Regions from separate parts of the Homo sapiens genome. Here regions 1 and 3 are each linked to region 2. Evidence: read pairs that join two places in POLR2A ChIA-PET (ENCODE). Cell type or tissue: OCI-LY7. All regions are shown on one strand. Links, peaks and the distances in the headings refer to the core of each region. The heading gives the core; the rest is flanking DNA. Region 1 overlaps WDR20 (WD repeat domain 20). Region 2 overlaps DYNC1H1 (dynein cytoplasmic 1 heavy chain 1). Region 3 has its middle 19 kb from the start of HSP90AA1.

What was found. Peaks named below come from ENCODE experiments on the same cell type or tissue, not always from the same donor. Only the 100,000 strongest peaks of a DNase experiment are listed, where the experiment ranks them.
Region 1: POLR2A ChIA-PET joins it to region 2 with 20 read pairs; 2 of 35 experiments call an interaction of 5 or more read pairs at or near these places.
Region 3: POLR2A ChIA-PET joins it to region 2 with 10 read pairs; 7 of 35 experiments call an interaction of 5 or more read pairs at or near these places.

What each region holds. Positions count from the first base shown.
Region 1 is chr14:102,170,033-102,176,458 of GRCh38, forward strand. The region is part of intron 1 of WDR20 (WD repeat domain 20); the gene reads left to right. Among named protein-coding and RNA genes, the nearest start is that of WDR20, 33 kb to the left of the region's middle. RefSeq lists an enhancer at 1,796-2,781. In OCI-LY7, for the core only: no CTCF peak of the experiment used is centred there; no DNase peak of the experiment used is centred there.
Region 2 is chr14:101,990,091-101,995,090 of GRCh38, forward strand. It overlaps DYNC1H1 (dynein cytoplasmic 1 heavy chain 1), which reads left to right. Exons shown (of 78, transcript NM_001376.5): 11 at 1,437-1,583; 12 at 4,094-4,234; 13 at 4,583-4,759; 14 at 4,896-5,000. Among named protein-coding and RNA genes, the nearest start is that of DYNC1H1, 28 kb to the left of the region's middle. RefSeq lists enhancers at 1,456-1,525, 2,894-3,033. In OCI-LY7, for the core only: CTCF peaks have their summits at 2,875 (motif pointing left) and 3,079; a DNase peak (open chromatin) is centred at 2,801; H3K27ac peaks cover 1,186 bases.
Region 3 is chr14:102,064,458-102,070,883 of GRCh38, forward strand. No RefSeq gene overlaps it. Among named protein-coding and RNA genes, the nearest start is that of HSP90AA1, 19 kb to the right of the region's middle. RefSeq lists an enhancer at 1-511. In OCI-LY7, for the core only: no CTCF peak of the experiment used is centred there; no DNase peak of the experiment used is centred there.

The sequences.
Region 1 (6,426 bases), core at 861-5,860, 180 kb after region 2:
CAGAGATAGCCAATGTTTTAATACACAAAATTACAGATATAGTTTTCCTCCTTTATAAAAATGCAAACTTTAGCATCTGCACTGTTTTACACCTTGTTTTGATTTGTATACTTCGGAGATTGTTCTTTGTCAATAAAGACATTATTGTGTAAAAGCATCTTTAATGCCTGTACAATATCCCATTGTGTACATTTATCATAATTCTTCTTTTGATGGACATTGATGTTTCTAGTCTTTACACGCTATACTGCAATAAATCACTTTGTACATACATCATTTTGCCTTGTTGCTAGTATATCTGAGGAATAAATTCCTGTGAGGAATTGCTGGGTGAAAAGGATATGTGCATTTGTAATTTTAGAGACATAGTCAAATCGCCTTCTAAAAATTGTACCAATTTTTACTTGTGGCATAGTGTATTGTTATTTTGATCTTTGCTAATTTGACAGATGAAAGATGGTATAACACTAGAGTTTTCTGGTGTTTCTTGTGCTATGAATTAAGCATTGTTTTGTATATTTAAGAGCCATCTGTATTTTCTATGAGTTGTTCATGTCCTGAACCCGCTTTTCTACTAGGATTCTGGTCTTTAAAAAAAAAAAAATTAAGTTGGTAGGAGATCTCTTTTATGATTATTTATTTTTAATTTTTAAATTTTTTTAGAGATGGGATCTCACTGTGTTGCCCAGGCTGGTCTGCGATCGTTCCACCTCAGCCTCTGAGCAGCTGAGACTATAGGCATGCACCACCATGCCCAGCTTTTTATATAAATTAGCCCTTAATCTGTGATCTGAGGGACAGACATTTTGTTCCATTTGTCAGTTGTCTTCTGATTTTGCTCATGGTAGTTTTTTCCTACATAGAAATTTGCTTTTTTTCCCTTTATTTTTCTTCTTCCTCCTCCTTGGGAAATTTCATTTTTGTTTTAATAATTATTATTATTTTTTGACATGGAGTCTAGCTCTGTCACCCAGGCTAGAGTGCAGTGGCGCGATCTCAGCTCACTGCAACCTCTGTCTCCCAGCAATTCTGTCTCAGGCTCCTGAGTAGCTGGGATTACAGGCATGCGCCACCATGCCTGGCTAATTTTTGTATTTTTAGTAGTGACGGTGTTTCACCATGTTGGTCAGGCTGGTCTCAAACTCCTGACCTTGTGATCTGCCTGCCTTGGCCTCCCAAAGTGCTGGAATTACAGGTGCAAGCCACTGCGCCTGGCCTCTCTCTTTTTTTTTTTTTTTTTTTTTTTTAGGAGACAGGGTCTTGCTCTGTTACCCAAGCTGGAGTACAGTAGTATAATCATAGCTCATTGTGACCTCAAGCTCTTTGGCTCAAGGGATTCTCCCACCTCAGTCTGGTGAGTAGCTGGGACTACAGGCATGAGCCACACTGTTGGCCTCTTCTTGTACCTCTGAGGTTTCATTTCTTACATATGATTTCTTTTTGATACTGCTGAGATTTATTCTGGTATAAATTGTGAGGTGAGATTTCACCCCATGTTTTAAAAAACAATTTTAGGATTTCTTGATCTTTTATGTCTTGTCTGGAGAGTAATTTGTCAGCTGTTTTCTGCTAAACTGTGAGTGGTGTAAGACCAGTTAGCTATGCCCTGTGTACTTTTCAGTTTAAGACATAGTTGCCTGTATCTTCCCAAAGATCTTATCTTTCGTTGACTTAAAAATAACGGTGGAAATACAGCCTATTGGGGAGTATTGTGTTAAAACAAATTTTATAGAATTTTCAGTTGGTAAAGATTGATAAGATTAGTAATAATAGGTAATTATGCATTATATTTAAGGAATATGTTTAGTACATTATATAATGCTAACGAAATAGGGATTTTTCTGTTTTTTATTTTTGTTTTTTTGTTTGTTTTCCTTTTTTTTTTTTAATTTTTATTTTTATTGATCATTCTTGGGTGTTTCTCACAGAGAGGGATTTGGCAGGGTCATATGTGGAGGGAAGGTCAGCAGATAAACAAGTGAACAAAGGTCTCTGGTTTTCCTAGGCAGAGGACCCTGAGGCCTTCCGCAGTGTTTGTGTCCCTGGGTACTTGAGATTAGGGAGTGGTGATGACTCTTAACGAGCATGCTGCCTTCAAGCATCTGTTTAACAAAGCACATCTTGCACCACCCTTAATCCATTTAACCCTGAGTGGACACAGCACATGTTTCAGAGAGCACAGGGTTGGGGGGTAAGGTCACAGATCAACAGGATCCCAAGGCAGAAGAATTTTTCTTAGTACAGAACAAAATGAAAAGTCTCCCATGTCTGCTTCTTTCCACACAGACACAGCAACCATCCGATTTCTCAATCTTTTCCCCACCTTTCCCCGCTTTCTATTCCACAAAACCACCATTGTCATCATGGCCCGTTCTCAATGAGCTGTTGGGCACACCTCCCAGACGGGGTGGTGGCCGGGCAGAGGGGCTCCTCACTTCCCAGTAGGGGCGGCCGGGCAGAGGCGCCCCTCACCTCCCGGACGGGGCGGCTGGCCGGGCGGGGGGCTGACCCCCCACCTCCCTCCCGGACGGGGCGGCTGGCCGGGCAGAGGGGCTCCTCACTTCCCAGTAGGGGCGGCCTGGCAGAGGCGCCCCTCACCTCCCGGACGGGGCGGCTGGCCGGGCAGGGGGCTGACCCCCCCACCTCCCTCCCGGACGGGGCGGCTGGCCTGGCGGGGGCTGACCCCCACCTCCCTCCCGGACGGGGCGGCTGCCGGGCGGAGACGCTCCTCACTTCCCAGACGGGGTGGCTGCTGGGCGGAGGGGCTCCTCACTTCTCAGACGGGGCGGCTGCCGGGCGGAGGGTCTCCTCACTTCTCAGACGGGGCGGTTGCCAGGCGGAGGGTCTCCTCCTTTCTCAGATGGGGCGGCTGGGCAGCGACGCTCCTCACCTCCCAGACGGGGTCGCGACTGGGCAGAGGCGCTCCTCACATCCCAGACGGGGCGGCGGGGCAAAGGCACTCCCCACATCTCAGACGATGGGCGGCCGGGCAGAGACGCTCCTCACTTCCTAGATGGGATGGCAGCCGGGAAGAGGCGCTCCTCACTTCCTAGATGGGATGGCCTGTTTTTTATTTTTATTTTTTATTTTTATTTTTTTGGAGGCAGCCTTATTCTGTCGCGCAGGCTGGAGTGCAGTGGTACCATCTCAGCTCACTGCAACCTTCACCTCCTGGGTTCAAGTGATTCTTCTGCCTCAGCCTCACGAGCAGTTGGAACTACAGGCTTGTGCCACCATGCCTGGCCAGTTTTTTGTATTTTTAGTAGAGATGAGGTCTCACCATGTTGCCCAGGCTGGTCTCAAACTCCTGAGCTCAGACAATCCACCCACCTTGGCCTCCCAAAGTGCTGGGATTACAGGTGTGTGCCACCGCGCCCGGCCTGTTTTTTTCTTTTTTTAAAATTATTATTATTATTATTATTATTATTATTATTATTATTATTATTATTTTTATCAATAGGTTTTTGGGGAACAGGAGGTATTTGGTTACATGGATAAATTCTTCAGTGGTGATTTCCTAGATTTTGGTGCAGCCATCACCTGAGCGGTGTACACTGTACCCAATGTGTAGTCTTTTATCCCTCATCCCCCTCCCACCCTTCCCCCTGCGTCCCCAAAGTTCATTATATCATTCTTGTGCTTTTGCATCCTCATAGCTTAGCTCCCACTTACAAGTGAGAACGTATGATGTTTGGTTTTCCATTCCTGAGTTACTTCACTTAGAATAACTAGCCGGGCGAGGTGATTCACGCCTGTAATCCCAGCACTTTGGGAGGCCAAGGCGGGCAGATCATGAGGTCAGGAGATCGAGACCATCCTGGCTAACATGCTGAAACCCCATCTCTACTAAAAATTCAAAAAATTAGCTGGGCGTGGTGGCGGGCGCCTGTAGTCTCAGCTACTCGGGAGGCTGAGGCAGGAGAATGGTGTGAACCCGGGAGGCGGAGCTTGCAGTGAGCTGAGATCGCGCCATTGCACTCCAGCCTGGGCAACAGAGTGAGACTCCATCTCAAAAAAAAAAAAAAAAGAATAATGGTCTCCAGCTTCATCCAGGTTGCTTGGAATGCCATGATTATTATTATTATTGTTACATTTTCTTTATCCACCTGATTGATGGGCATTTGTGGTGGTTCCATATTTTTGCAATTGTGAATTCTGCTGCTATAAATATGCATGTGCAAGTGTCTTTTTCATGTAATGACTTCTTTTCCTCTGGGTAGATACCCTGTGGTGGGATTGCTGGATCAAATGGAAGATCTACTTTTAGTTCTTTAAGGAATCTCCATGCTGTTTTCCATAGCGGTTGTACTAGTTTACATTCCCACCAGCCATGTAAAAGTGCTCGCTTTTCACCACATCCACACCAGCATCTGTTATTTTTATTTATTTATTATTATTATTTTTTGAGACAGAGTCTTGCTCTGTCACCCAGGCTAGAGTGCAATGGCACAATCTCGGCTCACTGCAACCTCCACCTCCTGGGTTCAAGCGATTCTCCTGTCTCAGCCTCCCGAGTAGCTGGGACTACAGGCGCCCGCCACCATGCCTGGCTAATTTTTTGTATTTTTAGTAGAGACGGGGTTTCACCATATTAGCCAGGATGATCTCGATCTCCTGACCTCATGATCCACCCACCTTAGCCTCCCAAAGTGCTGGGACTACAGGCGTGAGCCACCATGCCCAGCATTTTTTGTTTTTTAATTATGGCCATTGCTACAGGAGTAAGGTTGTATCATATTGTGGTTTTGATTTTCATTTCCCTGATAATTAGTGATGTTTAGCATTTTTTCATATGTTTACTGTCAATTTGTATATCTTCTTTTGAGAATTGTCTATTCATGTCCTTAGCCCACTTTTTGATGGGATTATTATTATTAATTATTTTCTTGCTGATTTGTTTTAGTTTCTTATAGATTCTAGATATTAGTCCTTTGCTGGATGCACAGTTTGTGAAGATTTTCTCTGCAACCCTGTGGGTTGTTTACTCTGCTGATTATTTCTTTTGCTGTGCAGAAGTTTTTTCATTTAATTAAGTCCCATGTATTTATTTTTGTTGCATTTGCTTTTGGGTTCTTGGTCATGAAATCTTTGCCTAAGCCAATGCCTAGAAGGATTTTTCCGGTATTATCTTCTAGAATTTTTATGGTTTCAGGTTAGATTTAAGTCTTTGATTCATCTTGAGTTGATTTTTGTATAAGGTGAGAGATGAGGATCCAATTTTATTCTTCTACATGTGGCTTACCAATTATCCCAGCACCATTCATTGAATAGGGTGTCTTTTCCCCACTTTATGTTTTTGTTTGCTTTGTTGAAGATCAGTTGGCTGTAAGTATTTGGGTTTATTTCTGGATTCTCTGTTATGTTCCGTTGGTCTGTGTATCTGTTTTTATACCAGTACTATGCTGTTTTGGTGACTATAGCCATATAGTATAGTGTGAAGCCAGGTAATATGATGCCCCCAGATTTTTTTCTTTTTTGCTTTGTCTTGCTTTGGCTATGTGGGCTCTTTTTTGTTTTCATATGAATTTTAGGATGGTTTTTCCTAGTTTGGTGAAGAATGATGATGGTATTTTGATGGGAATTGCATTGAATTTATAGATTGCTTTTGGCAGTGAGGTCATTTTCACAATACTGATTTTACGCATCCATGGCATGGGATGTGTTTTCATTTGTGTCATCTGTGATTTCTTTTAGCAGTGTCTTGTAGTTTTCCTTGTAGAGGTCTTTCATGTCAATGGTTAGATATATTCCTAAGTATTTTATTTTATTTTTTTGCAGTTATTGTAAAAGGGGTTAAGTTCTTGATTTGATTCTCAGCTTGGTCGCTGTTGGTATATAGCAGAGCCACTAACTTGTGTACATTGATTTTGTATCCAGAAACTTTACTGAATTCATTTATCAGATCTAGGAGCTTTTGGGATGAGTCTTTAGGGTTTTCTAGGTATATGATTATATATCATCAGCAAACAGCAGCAGTTTGACTTCCTCTTTACTGATTTGGATGCCCTTTATTTCTTTTCTCTTGTCTGATTGCTCTAGCTAGGACTTCCAGAACTATGTTGAATAAAAGTGAAAGTCAGGGCTGGAAACGGTGGCTCACGCCTGTAATCTCAGCACTTTGGGAGGCCGAGGTGGGCAGATCACGAGGTCAGGAGATCGAGAACATCCTGGCTGACATGGTGAAGCCCCATCTCTACTAAAAATACAAAAAAATTAGCCGGGCGTGGTGGCATGCACCTGTAGTCCCAGCTACCTGGGAGGCTGAAGCAGGAGAATCGCTTGAACCCAGGAGGCAGAGGTTGCAGTGAGCCAAGATCGCGCCACTGTACTCCAGCCTGGGCGACAGAGCGAGACTCCATCTCAAAAAAAATCAAGTGTAAGTGGGGCCGGGCGTGGTGGCTCACGCCTGTAATCCCAGCACTTTGG
Region 2 (5,000 bases), core at 1-5,000:
AGTTTGCACAGTGATAGAATCGCCTCACCGTGATTCTCAGAACGTATCCCTGTTGTTAAGCAACACATGACTATCTAGTGGAGACGAAGTTGGAATTCTTGTTGAGTGTAAAGCACTGGCAGGTGGCACAGACTTACCTGACCTTGGTCAACCTAAATCATTGCCTGACAACTGATAACCTGAGTGGTATCACTGCTTCAGTGGTGCTAGTTTCTCGGGTCTCAAGGTCGTTATATTGAGACATCGTCATATACTTAGGCCAAACCAGATGAAAGTTCATTGAGTACCTGTTGTGTGTTCAATCCCTGGGCACCAGGGACCCAGGAGAAGGTGAAGCAGCACCTGCTGTCTGACTTATGTTCTTTTGGGGAAGGCACAAATGACAAACATGACATTATACAAGACCATGTCTGATAATCAAGTGACAGACATTGTAGTTCAGACTGAAGTAGTTTAGTAATTTAGAGAGAGAAAGTGTTGAGTATCAAAACTATTTTATTGAGGCCAGACGCAGTGGCTTACCCCTGTAATCCCAGCACTTTGGGAGGCCAAGGTGGGCAGATCGCTTGAGCTCTGAAGTTTGAGACCAGCCTGGGCAACATGACGAAACCCCATCTCTATAAAAAGTACAAAAATTAGGCCGGGCGCGGTGGCTCATGCCTGTAATCCCAGCACTTTGAGAGGCCGAGGCAGGCAGATCACGAGGTCAAGAGATAGAGACCATCCTGTCCAACATGGTGAAACCCCATCTCTACTAAAAATACAAAAATTAGCTGGGCGTGGTGATACATGCCTGTAGTCCCAGCTACTCGGGAGGCTGAGACAGGAGAATCGCTTGAACTCGGGAGGTGGAGATTGCAGTGAGCGGAGATGGCATCACTGCACTCCAGCCTGGCGACAGAGTGAGACTCCGTCTCAAAAAAAAAAAAAAAAAATACAAAAATTAACTGGGCATGATGGTGCACGCCTGTGGTCCCGGCTACTTGAGGGGCTGAGGCGGGAGGATTGCCTGAGCCCAGAATGTCAAGTGAGCCATGTCGCCATCGCACTCCAGCCTGGGTGACAGAGTGAGACCCTATCTCAAAAAAACAAAAAGCAAAGGACTTGGCATGGTGGCTCACACCTGTAATCCCAGCACTTTGGGAGGCTGAAGCGGGTGGATCACCTGAGGTCAGGAGTTTGAGACCAACCTGACCAACATGCTGAAACCCGTCTCTACTAAAAATATATAATTAGCTGGGCTTGCTGGCGCATGCCCGTAATCCCAGCTACTTGGGAGGCTTAGAATTGCTTGAACCCGGGAGGCGGAGGTTACAGTGAGCCAAGGTTGTGCCATTACACTGCAGCCTGGGCAGTAAGAGTGAAACTCTGTCTTAAAAAAATTTTTTTTATTGAAAAATAGATTGCTGAGTAGAAATGAAACCTTTCTTTCACAGAATGTCGTTCATGAGCTAAGAATAACCAATCAGGTAATCTACTTGAATCCACCAATTGAAGAGTGCAGATACAAGCTGTATCAGGAAATGTTTGCCTGGAAGATGGTTGTACTGTCTCTCCCCAGGATCCAGAGTCAGAGGTACCAGGTAAGCCTTTGGTGACTCGAGGCACACGCCTCTGACCAGGACTCTCATGGGCTCTGTGATACCACTTCTTCATGGTGCTTCTTTAGATAAGCTCTTGATGTTGTTTACAAACTCCAGACATCCCAGGGGAAAGTTAGGGAGGCTTTTTGTGCCCTGACCTTTTTTTCCAACTAGTTACTTGGCATTTGTAGCTTGGTCTCAGTAGTTTCTTCGAACTCCTGTCCATGAGCATCTTTGGGAATCTCAATTCCTGCTTCTCCCTCTCCTCCCCACCCCCCACTTTTTATTAGGGGAATTTTAAAACATACACAAAAGTTGAGGGAATCAAGAGCCCCCCACCACACAGCTTTATCAATATGTGGACAATGTTATTTATATTTTCTTTCCTACCTCTCCACCCCCACCAGATTATCTTGAAGCAAATCTCAGATATAATATACTCTTAGTATATTTTTAGAACAAAAGGAAATCTCAAAAGACCATTTAGTCCCCAGTGTCACTTCTGAACAGAACCAGTGGCTTCATAAAAAAAGATGGCACAACTTCTGCTATTGCAGACTCTTCCAGAATTTAGTGATAAGACATTAACCGTTTTCTTAACTTTGAATATAAACTCAGATCTTTAAGGATTTTTTTTGAGGTAGTTAATTGCCTATGGCTAAAATCGTGGTGATGTTTCACCTAATGCTGGGCACTGTCCAGCTAATCAGAACCAAGCTATGGATATTGGCTTCTGCCCTTCAAGGAGTCTACGTACAATCCTTAGCATCATTCTCATCATGTTACTCCTGTTTTTAACCAGCCGTGTTTCTATTTGCATTGTTCTCTTGCTTATCTCCAAATTTAACAAACTAAAGCCAGCAGTCTCCTTTTTCCCTAGAGCCCATCCCCTCACTCTCGTTTAGCTGTTCTGCCCTCTCTTCTGGGTCTTCTTTCAGCACCTAAACGGGACCCCATGTCCCCTGCAATCTTCATAAGGAAGCTCCCTTCTCAGGCACTCATCCAGCCTCCTCCAGCACTGCTCTGTGTGATCGCCCATAGCCCCACCCTGCTGACTAGGGGGCTTCTCTGTCCTTGTCTCACCTCTTAACTGCAAGACTTGATGGAGGCTCCCTCCTGCGTGATGCTCTGGACTCTTCAGAACACCGTGCCTCCTGGTTCTCCTCCCACCTCAGTGGCTGGTCTCCTTTCTCGGTTCCTCTTTTGCCTTCCCCTTAAACTCCCTCTAAATGTTCTGTTCCCTCTCCACTCCTGTGCACTCTCATTGTGGTCTCATCTAGTCTTGTTGACTTTAAATGCCACCTGCAGGCTGACAGCTCTGTGTTCGTATCTCCAGCTGACCTTTCTCCCTACTCCAGGCTTGTCTGGGCAGCTACTAGCATGGCATCTCCACTTGGCTATCTCGGAGTCGCGTCACACTGAGCACCTCTTGAGCCCTGCCTCCCCAAGTTTGATCTTCCCTCAGTCTTTCACTTCTCATCCTTCAGCTCATTCAGGCCAAAAATCATGGTATTGTCCTTGATTCCCATTGTGTGTCTCTTGAAAATGAATGCTGAGCTGTTTCACTGGCACCACTCCGTACAAGGTACCATCACCTCTCACTTGGATTATTAATATTCCCTCCTATCTGTTCTCTCTGCCTTTGCCTCCCTAAAATCTGTTTTCAACACAGCAGCCAAAGCAAGTTTTAGATTCTAAGTCAATCCTGACACTCTTTTCGGAGCCCTTGAATGACTTCCTATCTCACTCATCATGAAAGTCAAAGCCCCAGTGGCTTGCTGGGCCCGTGTAATGTGTTGCTTATTATTTCTCTGACTTCAGCTCCTGCTGCTTCTCCCTTCACTGGCTCTGCCCCATCACACTGGAGTCTTGCTGGTCCTCAAACATGCCGGTAGACTCTTGCCCCTGCGCCTTCACATTTGTTGATCTCAACTCAGAATCCTTGATGGCAAATAATCACAACTTACCCCTCTCCTCCTGGTTTCTCGCAATTCTCCCCTTCTCAGCAAGGCCTTTCCTGACGTCATTACTGAAAATGCAGCCTTCCCCATGCTGTGCCCACACTCCCTCTCCTTCTCACTCTTGCTCCGTAGTTCTCTCTCACCACCTGACATTCTGTGTGTTTTGCTTATTCCCTAATCGCGTCTCTCCTCCCATAGAGTGTAAGTCCCTGTGAGCAGGGATTTTTATCTGCTTGTTGTACCTAGAACAGTGCCTGGCACATAACAGGCACTCAGATAGTTAAAATGAGCAAATGGCTTCGTGCACTTTTCAGCTGTTTTTGCATTGCCAAATTTCTCTGTTGTCATTAATGTTCTTGTATTGGTTTGATGAGTTAAATATAAGTAGGCTTTCTGGTTACTTGTGGCCAGGGTAAGTGGATGTTATCCCTTAAATGCCATTTTGGTCATGAGCTTTTCTTTCAGTTCATTTTAATTAAGTAAAAGGTGACACTTAGATTACCATTTTCATATACACTGCTTGCATTCATTTCGGCTTTGGTTGGCTAGGTGGGTGTACATTACGAATTGACTGAGGAAGAGAAATTCTATCGGAATGCTTTAACACGGATGCCTGATGGCCCTGTTGCCCTGGAAGAGTCGTATTCTGCTGTCATGGGCATTGTATCTGAAGTTGAACAGTATGTCAAGGTAAGAAACTCCTAATTTCATTCAAATGTGCATATGGTCTATTCTAGACACTTAAGAGTACAAGATATAAAGAACATGGAGCTAAAAGGTCTTGACTGTATGTATGGTTCACTAGATACTATTTGCTGTTTCAAAGCAGAGAGTAAATGATAGGATACATCTTTTTGAGTTTTAACCATGACGTTCAAGAATCTTTTTTGATATGAAAATTCTGAGAGTCTGAAGTGAGAATTTCTCTAATAGTGGTGAAAGACATGAACCTTCTTAATGGAATGTGAACATAAGAGGTGCCAGTATTCTACAAAATGAAAACTCAAACTATTATTTAACTGTGTTCTTCATTTGCAGGTTTGGCTTCAGTATCAGTGTTTATGGGATATGCAAGCTGAAAACATCTATAACAGACTTGGAGAAGATCTCAACAAATGGCAGGCTCTCCTGGTCCAAATAAGGAAGGCCAGAGGAACCTTTGACAATGCAGAAACCAAGAAAGAGTTTGGACCAGTAGTTATAGATTATGGCAAGGTGAGCCCTGCTGTCTGGTTGAAAGGTGTCACGGGTAGTGTAAAAGCAACATTTCTGTTAGACTGATATTCATTTGAAGGATAAACACGCCAGCAGGAAAGAGCTGATGATGTGTTGTGTGCTATTTCACCCTCAGGTACAATCTAAGGTGAACTTGAAATATGACTCTTGGCATAAGGAGGTTCTTAGCAAATTTGGGCAGATGCTAGGATCAAACATGACGGAATTCCATTCCCAGATC
Region 3 (6,426 bases), core at 638-5,637, 75 kb after region 2:
CAGTGGTATTATCTCGGCTCACTGCAACCTCTGCCTCCCAGATTCAAACGATTCTCCTGCCTCAGCCTCCCAAGTAGCTGGGATTACGGGTGCATGCCACCTCGCCCGGCTAATTTTTTTTTTTTTGAGATGGAGTTTTGCTCTTGTTGCCCAGGCATGGCGTGTAGTGGCGCGATCTCGACTCACCGCAACCTCCCCCTCCTGGGTTCAAGTGATTATCTCACCTCAGCCTCCCGAGTAGCTGGGATTACAGGCACCTGCCACCACGTGTAATGCCCAACCCTGTTTTTACTAACCCTGTTCTTAGACTCTCCCTTTCCTTTAATCACCTAGCCTTGTTTCCACCTGAATTGACTCTCAGCTAAGAGAGCCAGACAGACTCCATCTTGGCTCTTTCACTGGCAGCCCCTTCCTCAAGGACTTAACTTGTGCAAGCTGACTCCCAGCACATCCAAGGATGCAACTAACTGATAAGATAGTGTGGTGATCAATATCCACAGTTCCCAGGAATTCATCCAATTGATAACGCCCAAAGCCCCGCGTCTATCACCTTGTAATAGTCTTAAAGCCCCTGCACCTGGAACTGTTTACTTTCCTGTAACCATTTATCCTTTTAACTTTTTTGTCTACTTTACTTCTGTAAAATTGTTTTAACTAGACCCCCCCTCCCCTTTCTAAACCAAAGTATAAAAGAAAATCTAGCCCCTTCTTTGGGGCCGAGAGAACTTTGAGCATTAGCTGTCTCTTGGCTGCCGGCTAAATAATCGGACTCTTAATTCGTCTCAAAGTGTGTCGTTTTCTCTAACTCACTCAGGTACAACACACGCACAGCTAATTTTTGTATTTTTAGTAGAGATGGGGTTTCACCATGTTGCAGACTGGTCTCAAACCCCTGACCTCAGGTGATCTGCCCGCTTTGGCCTCCCAAAGTGCTGGGATTACAGGCATGAGCCACCATGCCCAGCCTAATGTTTTATTTTTTGTAGAAACAGGGTCTTGCTATGTTGCCCAGGCTGGTCTTGAACTCCTGGGCTCAACCAATCCTCCAGCCTCAGCCTCCCAAAGTGCTGGGATTACAGGGTGAGCCACTGGCACCTGCCACACTCTTGAAGGAGTCATATCCTCGCTCCCATGGAGGGGGGACACCCCCATCCTCTATGTGTGAGGAGGAGTCCTCACTTCCCCGGGTGGGCCAGACTGCTTCGGGCCTCTCTTGGCACTGGGGGCCTCTTCTTGATGGTGACAGCCCCTCCAGCGGCCCGCACACCTGGCTGGGGGCACCTGGGCACACTCGCACCTAGCACGTCTGCACCATCTGCACCGAGACCCGGGCTAGGCCAGAGCTTCCTCTGTTCCCAGAAAAGCAGCCCCAAATTCAGCCCGGTGTAGCAAATAATTGGTCCATGATCTCCGACTATGAGCAGAGCGTGTTGTTACTCAAGCTGGGGCCATTGTGAATCTGGGCTCAAGATCAATTTGGCCCTGGGGGTGACATTTATATAAAGTCTTTGAGGCTGAGCCTCCAGGGCCATCAGAGGGCACAGGGCTGCCACTCTGCACTTACCTCTTGGATGGGATGTCCATTTTGTTCCCAGAGTGATCACCCAGGAGTTAAGGGTGGCGGGGGTCCTGCGGTCCAGCCTGTATGATGTTGCTGTCTCCACGGCAACCCAGCACGGAAGGGCCCCGCCAGCCCGCCCAGGACCTCCCCCGCAGGCCCCGCTGCTCCTCCATCCCCCTGCCTGTTCCCTGCCAGCCCTGCCCATAGCCCAGGCCCCAGTAAGGCTCCTCAGATTCCTCCTGTCCGCCCTGGGCCCACTCTGGGCTCCACTCACTGCCAGAGAGGCCTCTGTGAGGTCGTGATTATGCCACAAAACTTTGGGGAATTCCCCTATGCCCTAGGATGACATCCAAATCCTTTAACATGGCCACAAGGGCCCACGCTGCCCCGGCCACCCAGCAACCCCCTTTTCAGTCCCTATCTGAGAACCTTTCACCCCAAGGCTGCAGCGACTCCCACCTCCTCTCATTCCTGGGAGGCACCAAGCCACCTTTCCTTCCAGCCACCCACAGCTCTTTCTTTTGCCAAAAATGCTCCCTTCACCCTCATCCCTGGCCCTGACTTAACCTTTGGGTTTGACACCTCCTCCAGGGAGCGTTCCTTGACCTCTCAAGTCTTTGTTAGGATCCAGCCAACCCCTCTGCACTACCACAGTAGGCCAGACCAGCCTGTGTAGAAAGTATCTGTTGATTTCTTTCTTTCTTTCTTTTTTTTTTTTTGAGACAGAGTCTCACTCTGTCGCCCAGGCTGGAGTGCAATGGCGCTATCTCGGCTCACTGCAACCTCCACCTCCCAGGTTCAAGCAATTCTCTCCTCCCTCAGCCTCCCAAGTAGCTGAGACTACTACATGCGTGCGCCACCACACCTGGCTAATTTTCTGTATTTTAGTAGAGACGGGGTTTCACCATTTGCCCAGGGTGGTCTCAAACTCCTGAGCTCAAATGAGCCACCTGCCTTGGCCTCCCAAAGTGCTAGGATTACAGGCATGAGCTACTGTGCTCTGCTGTGTCGGTTGAATTCTATGATGTTACTATACTGTCACCCTCTGAGCCTAGAAATTCTGAACCCTCAGCTCCTTAAGCACCTAGTGCAGTGTCTGGCACAGTAACCTTCAAAAAAATTTTTGAACGAATAATAAAAGGAATCAGTGAACTGAATCTGCCACAAGTCATGTTAGCTGCTCAGTTTTTTTTCTTTTTTCTTATATTTTTTTTTTGTTGTTGTTGTTTTTTGAGACAGAGTCTTGCACTGTCGCCCGGGCTGGAGTGCAGTGGTGCAATCTTGGCTCACTGCAAGCTCCGCCTCCCAGGTTCAAGTGATTCTCCTGCCTCAGCCCCCTGAGTAGCTGGGATTACAGGAGCCCGCCACCACCCCCAGCTATTTTTTTTTATTTTTAGTAGAGACAAGGTTTCACTATGTTGGCCAGGCTGGTCTCGAACTCCTGACCTCGGGATCTGCCTGCCTCAGCCTCTCAAAGTGCTAGGATTACAGGTGTGAGCCACCAGGCCTGGCCTCACTTTTTTTTTCTTAGTAATGTTTGAAGTCAGGAAGTGTGAGTCTTACTACTTTGTCCTTTTTCAAGATTGGCTTTTCTGGGTTCCTTAACATTTTCTTTTCCTTTTTTTTTTTTTTTTTTGAGACAGAGTTTTACTCTGTCACCCAGGCTAGAGTGCAGTGGTGCGATCTCGGCTCACTGCAACCTGCACCTCCCAGGTTTAAGCAATTCCCCTGCCTCAGCCTCCTGAGTAGCTGGGATTACAGGTGCCCGCCACTGCACCCATCTAATTTTCGTATTTTTTAGTAGAGACAGGGTTTCACCATCTTGGCCAGGCTGGTCTCAAACTCCTGACCTCATGATCCACCTGCCTTGACCTCCCAAAGTGCTGTGATTACAGGCGTGAGCCACCATGCCTGCTTCATTTTCATATAAACTTTATAACCAGCTTGTCAGTTTCTGCACAAAAATGCCAGCTTTTTTTTTTTTTTTTTTTTTTTTTTTTTTTGAGATGGAGTCTTGCTCTGTCACCCAGGCTGGAGTGCAGTGGCGTGATCTCGGCTCACTGCAAGCTCTGCCTCCCGGGTTCACGCCATTCTCCTGCCTCAGCCTCCCGAGTAGCTGGGACTACAGGCGCCCGCCACCACACCCGGCTAATTTTTTGTATTTTTAGTAGAGACGGGGTTTCAGTGTGTTAGCCAGGATGGTCTCAATCTCCTGACCTCGTGATCCGCCCACCTTGGCCTCCCAAAGTGCTGGGAAATTGTTAATAGGGATTGGGTTGCATCTGTGGATCAGTTTGGGTGGTATTGCTTATCTCCACAACATTAAGCCTTCCGATCCATGAACATGGTATGTCTTTCCATTTTAGTTTGTCTTTAATTTCAACAATGTTTTGTAGTTTTCAATACACAGTATAAAAAGTCTTGCATTCCTTTTGTTAATTTTATTTATTTATTATTATTATTATTACTTTTTCTTTGAGACCCACTGTGTCACCCAGGCTGGACAGTGAGTAATCCTAGCTCACTGCAGCCTTGACCTCCTAAGTTCAAGCAATCCTCCCACCTTGGCCTCCCAAAGTGCTGGAATTACAGGCATGAGCAACCAAGCCTGACCTAATTTTATTTTTAAATCTTTTATTCTTTTTGGTGCTATTGCAAATAAAAATGTTTCTTTATTTTCAGATCACTCATTGTTAATGTATAAAAATACAATTGATATTTATATATTAATCTTGTATTTTTTTTTTTTTTTAGTAGAGACAGGGGTCTCACTATGTTACCCAGGTTGCTCTTGAACTCCTAGGCTCAAGTGATCCTCCCACCTTGGCCTCCCAAAGTGCTGGGATTACAGGTATGAGCCATCATGCTCGGCCAATCTTGTATCCTAAAATCTTGCTGAACTCATTAGTTCTATAGATTTGTGTGTTTGTAATCCTTAGGAGTTTTTATATACAAGATCATGTCATTTACAAATGCAGATACTTTTTACATTTTCCTGTCCAATCAGGATATCAGGATGTCTTTTCTTTTTCATGACTAATTGCCCCTGGTTAGAACCTCCAGTACAGTGTTAACTAGAAATGACAAAAATGAACATCTTGACTTGTCCTTGTTCACTCACTTAATCGTACATTTAATTATAGTACCAAGTGCCTTGAATATGTCTGAGTGCAGAGATGTAGTAGGGAAAATACTTATGGGTGAAATGGTACAATGAAATCTCAGAATTGCCTCAGAATGACTTGGAGAAAGAAAGAAGGGTGCATTGAGTGTGGATGGGTGGGAATGGCCATGGCCAGTTGGCTGGTTGTTGGGGATGGTGATGGTCACTAAGGTTTCATACTATTCTGTCTGCTTTTGTGTACTTTTTTTTTTTGAGACAGAGTGTTGCTCTGCTGCCCAGGCTGGAGTGCAGTGGCACGATCTCTGCTCACTGCAACCTCCATCTCCCAGGTTCAAGCGATTTTCCTGCCTCAGCCTCCCAAGTAGCTGGGATTACAGGCACCCGCCACCACACCCAGCTAATTTTGTATTTTTAGTAGAGACAGGGTTTCACCAGGTCGGCCAGGTTGGTCTCGACTCCCAACCTCAAGTGATTCGCCTGCCTTGGCCTCCCAAAATGCTAGGATTACAGGCATGAGCCACCATGCCCGGCAACAAGAGTTGTTTAAATGGCACTTATTTGTGGAAGACACCAAGCCAAATATCCCACACATCTGGATTTGTCCGCCTGCTTCCTCAGAGTGTCATTTAGCACGTCCCTTTATCCCCTTATTTCCTATTAACTCAAATTACCAAGATAGTCTCCTGTTTTGAGACATGTAGATATTTTCAAATTCCCCTGCTACAGGGTTGTGGAGAACATTCTTGTACCTTTCTCCCGGTGCAAGTGGAAAGACTTTCTCTAGCACGTACCAGGAAGTACTCAGGGTGAGTTCTCCCACTCCATCAGATGTGCCAAATTGCCCTCCAGATTAACTGTATTGATCTGTACCCCCATCAGGTCACATGAGAGACCCCATTTTCAGACCATAGCCAACATTTGGTACTGTCCTCCTTTAATTTCTGCCATTCCTGATGGGTGTAAAATGCATCTTCTTACACTCACTTTCCCTTTCATGACTTGCAGTGCGGTTGGGCATCTTCTCTTACGTGTGTTGCCCTTCCAGGCTAAGGAAGGAGACTGAGACAGCAGAAACCACAGGATTCAGGAACTGCTTAGAAATGGTACCAACTGGTTTTATTAAAAGGGAAAGTGTTTGGCCAGGAGCGGTAGCTCACGCCTGTAATCCCAGCACTTTGGGAGGCCAAGGCAGGCGGATCATGAGGTCAAGAGACGGAGACCATCCTGGCCAACATGGTGAAACCTCTAAAACTTCTACTAAAAATACAAAAACTAGCTGGGCGTGGTGGCGCACACCTGTAGTCCCAGCTACTTGGGAGGCTGAGGCAGGAGAATCTCTTGAACTTGGGAGGCGAAGATTGTAGTAAGGTGAGATCACACCACTGCACTCCAGCCTAGTGACAGAGAGACTCCACCTTAAAAAAAAAAAAAAAAAAAGGGAAATTGTTGCCAGCCGTGGTGGTGCGCACCTGGAATGCCAGCTACTCAGGAGACTGAGGCAGGAGGACTGCTTGAGCCCCAGAGTTTGAGTCCAGCCTGGGCAACATAATGAGGCCCTGTCTCAAAAAAAACCGCACAAAATAAGCAGGGGGTGGAGGGCAAAATAGCATACTTTTCTATATCCACCACAAATGCATTCAGATGTTAAATGTTTTATTGATTTTCATTCTAATGTGTTTTCTGTTATTTTTATTTTTTAGTAGAGATGGGGTTTTACCACATTGCTCGGGGCTGGTCTTAA